2 separate regions of the Homo sapiens genome follow, and region 2 is linked to region 1. Evidence: read pairs that join two places in POLR2A ChIA-PET (ENCODE). Cell type or tissue: MCF 10A. All regions are shown on one strand.

Evidence for each region. Peaks named below come from ENCODE experiments on the same cell type or tissue, not always from the same donor. Only the 100,000 strongest peaks of a DNase experiment are listed, where the experiment ranks them.
Region 2: POLR2A ChIA-PET joins it to region 1 with 6 read pairs; 2 of 35 experiments call an interaction of 5 or more read pairs at or near these places.

Annotation. Positions count from the first base shown.
Region 1 is chr17:13,775,460-13,777,959 of GRCh38, reverse strand. It overlaps LOC107985014 (a long non-coding RNA gene), which reads left to right. Exons shown (of 3, transcript XR_007065628.1): 3 at 224-1,332. Among named protein-coding and RNA genes, the nearest start is that of HS3ST3A1, 170 kb to the right of the region's middle. In MCF 10A, no CTCF peak of the experiment used is centred here; DNase peaks (open chromatin) are centred at 1,549 and 2,289.
Region 2 is chr17:13,596,914-13,599,413 of GRCh38, reverse strand. All of the region lies in intron 1 of HS3ST3A1 (heparan sulfate-glucosamine 3-sulfotransferase 3A1), which reads left to right. Among named protein-coding and RNA genes, the nearest start is that of HS3ST3A1, 3.8 kb to the left of the region's middle. In MCF 10A, a CTCF peak has its summit at 1,487 (motif pointing left); a DNase peak (open chromatin) is centred at 1,483.

The sequences.
Region 1 (2,500 bases):
TGATGCTTCAGCAATTCATCCTGGCATTCTGGCAGGATGAATTCCTCTCTGCAGTTCTTCTCTCTATCTGGCCAACTGCTGTAGTGACCACTGCCTGCTGCAATAGGGAATCTTGCTTTGGAGAGAATCCTCTATCCTGCCTCCATTGCCTTTGCTGGTGCCTGGCTTCTGGCCCAAGTGTTCTGTCAAGGCCAGTTGTGAATTCCACATGTCTTCTTCTCAGGCACTGCCACTCCTTATGCCTAGAGGCAGGGGTGGGGAGGAGGAGAATGACTGTTTTGTGGAAACCCCCAACTCAGAACCGCACAGATGCCCTGCAGTTCCACCTCTGCATGGTAGCCAAAGAGAGTCCTCTAAATGAAGCAATCTCTTTGAGCCTCTCAGCATCCCCGCACTTCCAGCATCACTCAACCCAGAAACAATAGAATCTACAAGGGGACTCCCTACATGTTTCTTATGAGGTCAGAATTGCCATCCTGGAAAGGTGAGTTACAGTGCTGCCCAGGTGATTCTTGTGTGTTACTCTATGTTATATCTATTGTATAATCTCACATTTAAATAGCACCATTCCTTTTATTGCAATGCTTATGAAAACTTTCCTTGTTTTTAGGTTTCCTTCGTCAGTCCAGGCAGGACTGTGCGGTTGGAAAAGGGACGGATGCTGGTCCTGGAAGGGGCGTCGTTATCTAGAAGCTCCCAACCTAAGTGGGTGACTCATAGGGAGGGCAAGGAGAGAAGGACACAGCAAGCAACTTACATGTAAAACAAGACGTGTGGGTTATTATGGAAGAAATTCACAACCAAACTTGGGGTTAGCCCGTATTGTTTTCCAAGAACTCTATGTGGACAGTGACAAAAAACAGACCTAAGAACTAGCAGACTGGGCAAAGCTTTTTCACATAACAACAACAAAAAAAGCAATTCCTCAGGAAAAAATGGTCAATGGGTCATTGTGTGTAGACAAAACTACAAGTTCTGCTCCAGACTCTGGGGAAACCATGCTGCCATCTTCAAGCTGTGGCCATTCTGTAATACAGACTACGCTAAATCACATGTTGTCATCAAGGCAGAATATTTTGTTCCTTTATGGGTCAGCCTGGGATACAAAATTAGAGAAACTTTGCAATGAAAAATCCCTTGTGTCTCATTGAACTTTTTCCTTAATTCAAACCTTTCCTTTCACAGTTTTGATTAGTGCCTTTGCCCATGTGGACAATATTTTATGATCAGGTTTTAAGAGTAATCCATCCATGGCTGCTTGGCTGCCTGGAACTTAAAACAACGACAACAACAATGTCCAGATAAACCCAATAAAATAGGTTTTTAAATGTGTGTGTGTGTGTGTGTGTGTGTCTGTGTGTGTGTGTGTTGTGCTGATCTTTAGCCTTGAAGCTTCACTCTTTCCCCTCTTCTGAAGAAAAGGTGTTTGCAGGGTGGCTGAACTTGCCAAACGCTGACGCAGAGTAGATCCAGCCTGGCAGCTGTCTACAATTCCTTGATGGGCCTCTTCTACAAAGAAGATTGATGTGAGTCAGCAAAGCCCTCATTAAGTGAGTCACATCATTAATAAAAGGCGCAGATTGCAAAGCGGTGTTTATTTCAGTGTTGATAGAAACCAGGACACAGTGGCCTTGAATCAAAAATAACCTTGGGCCAGACACATTGAACTTGGATCAGATCTGAAATCCCAGGCATTCATCCCTCCCTGAAGGCAAACATACGTCCAGATGATACCGCTGCCTTCCTTGTTGTACAAATGACTTGCTCCTCATCACCAGCATTTACCTTGTGCTTGACAGTTTGCAAAGCCTGTCCACTTACAAACTCTCTTGTTCTGACATGAGTGAGCCTTAAGCAGTGATTAAGTGCTCTTGCTCAGGTGTCGAGCAGTCCTGGGTCAGAATCTCAGCTCTACCATTTTGAAGCTGTGTGAACTTGGTTAGCTCATTTAACCCCTCCAAGGTTCAGACGACACTAAATAAACTCTAAGTACTCTTACTACACTAAGTAACCCTCTCTAATTTCCTCATGTGGGCCCAGTGTCCTTAGACTCTCCAACTTATGGGTGAGGATAATAATAATATCTCCACCATACAGCATGAAGATTAAACAAGGTAATAAAATTAATGAAATAATTGCAATGTGTGGCACATCATAAAGTTCAAGAAATGTAATAACCCTGAGATTTGGATAGCATAGGCGTTATGCTGATTAATAGATGAGGAAACAGGAGCTGAAAAAGTTTACTCATTCAAGGTCATAGGGTTGGGACTGGATGCCACCACAAGTTGAAACAAGTTCTCCTGACTTCAAAGTCAGTGTTCTTTCAAAGCCACCCATGGCACAGGTATTTGAACAACAGGCATATTTTCTCTTGCCCTATTCACTTTCCAGGAAATGAAATTGTATCATACTTTCCTCCTGGCTCTCATTGGTTTACCGTTTTGTCTGTATTCACTTTGATTTCTATGTCAGCTGCTGCAACGCTAGTGAAAAAGAC
Region 2 (2,500 bases), 180 kb after region 1:
GAAATGGATATGATTTGACAAGTTTATTTACTTGAGGGGCCAATTGCAGTCTCAGATTGATTTCAGGAGCCGAATTTACAGTCAATCCACTCAGAGAGAAAAGATTTGGCCCTAAAAATAGAATTTGAACATTAAACACTTTTAAAACAGTAACTTTCCATTTGTTGGAAAGAAAAAACAAACAACCTTCCCTTAATATAGATGATATATCATTTAAAATCATCAGCCACTTAAAATATCCCCTTGTGTTTCTGTCATTTATGTTGTATCCTCTGGGAAGTTCTTATAAAAATGACCTGTTGAATCTGGAAACAACAGGTCCTTCTTTTTAGCACAAAGGCAGCTCTGTTTTTTCCATCAAGGACACGAGAAAGAAGTGATTAAAGACCCCTAAAACTCTTATCTATAGCAGTTTGCATTGAATTCGGCCTCGTACTGTGCTGTAAGCGAACACATTTCAAGCTGACTGTCTGAAACATCTAACACTATGTTGGGCTCTGAGGTGCTATTAAATATGGTGAAATATTTAGTACTAAAACCCTTTATTTTCCTTTTGCCATATAAACTTTATTTCCACAAAGTAGGATTGTTTCTTCTTATTCCAGAAATGAGTATTTGAGGGCACGGTGTATCTGCAGACCTGGATCTTATTTTCCATGGACCTTTCTGAGCTCCTGTAAGGGGAGGAAGGTTTCAAGGTAACTAGAAACACAAGTAGTTTTTTAAAAAAAAGAAAGAAAGAAAAAAAAAGAGTCATAAACTTGTAGGCCACTCTTTCCTTTGGAAACTGAATGCATGCTATAAAGTAAATCTCTTCTTGGATTGTTTACTGCAGCAGAAGAGTTTTGTAAAGCAATTTATGGTGGTCACAAAAATAACTGCACAGTAGACTTCACGGTTTGCTGAATTTAATTTTCTAAGTGTTGGAGCAATGTCTTTGTTTTCCCATTTGCAGTGGTTTTTTATTGGATGCATAAATTTACGTTTAACTCAATTACATAGGAAACTTATTTTAAAAAAATCCAACCTATGGAGCCTGGATTATGTGATTATTTAATGAAATTTCCCCACAGTTCTCTTTCATCTTGGCTCTGAACTTGGAGTTTGATGTTTGTGAGCAAGACTGAAGGCTCGTCTATGAAAAAAAAATCTCCCACCCAGAATGCCACTTAAATATTAAGTGCATTTTAGCTACTTATATTTAGCTAATAGTTTAGAACAGGGGATTCAGTTAGACCTGCATGAGTCAGCCCAAACTTTGCAATACAGGATTTGTACCACACACTTATGACCACACTATCACAGACACACACACGAACAGAAATAAATTCCAGATATTTGCACCCAGCAGTGAATTATGGAAGAGAAAAACCTATATAATTATTTTTAGGTGTACATTGACACGGGAGAATCCTAAAAGGTCTAGCCTTTTTTTGCCCAGTGAAATCACTCAGTTAGCCATGATAGTTTGTGGTGGCAGTGCCACCTACTGTCCTCACAAAGGGACAAATCTGCTGCAATTAGCAAGTTTGAAGAAAGTGTCTTGGAGAATGAGTTTGTCAGTTAGAAATACCTGTTGCTGAACTTTTTCAGTCAATTACTCTCACTGGGAAGAAAATAAAATACTTTATGAAGTTTTTTCCAAGAGTGAAGTAATAAACACTTCCTTCATTTGAGCACATTTGTAGTAAAGATAAAGAAAATATTTATTATTCAAAATCTCTAGAAAGAAAATTATTCTCACTAATTTAAATGTCCTAATAGACTTTCTCTAAAATAAATAAAACAAAGGCAAATTTTTATATGCTGAGAAACTCGACCCTGGTGGAGTTTAAAAAAAAACACTCCTCATTACTTAATTTAGCAGACATGATATCACTAAAACAAATGTCTGTGGCTTGCATGTCACGGTAAAGCAGTCCCTTGCAATGAATAGTGTCCATTTCTCTTGTATGTATGGTGGCTTCATAAAGGAAAGGAAAAAGTTTCCTTAGCTTCAAAACATTGAGATCTTTGCTGGAAGTCAGGACCGAATACCTCTACTGTAGTTCAAGAGCAGGCGAGCTTAGAATTTAATAAGGAGGCTCTCTTCTGCTTGTTTCTGTCTGTACCAACTAAAAGGTATGTCTCTTTTTTCTTGTAAGCTAAAAGATACTTATTAATAAAGTAGTTAAATATGTGTGTACACATACACATACATATGTATGTATATAAATGTTTAGATTCAATAATATTTCAGTCTATTATTTTGGTACAAGATAGGAAATATTTATTATCCAGTCTCTTACACTAGCATGTCTATTTCTTATATTTCAGTTTCTTTTCTTTAGCCAAATCTGGACAATTTCAGCAGAGAAGGACATCACTAGAATCATTTTATTCTAGAGCATACAGGAAGATCAAAGATTGTCCAGCTCACAGTTTAGGAGCTAGTGCTCCCCTGACTTCATCCAAATTTGAAATTTTCTGGCCTCGAACGATCATGGCCCCGTTTTTCAAG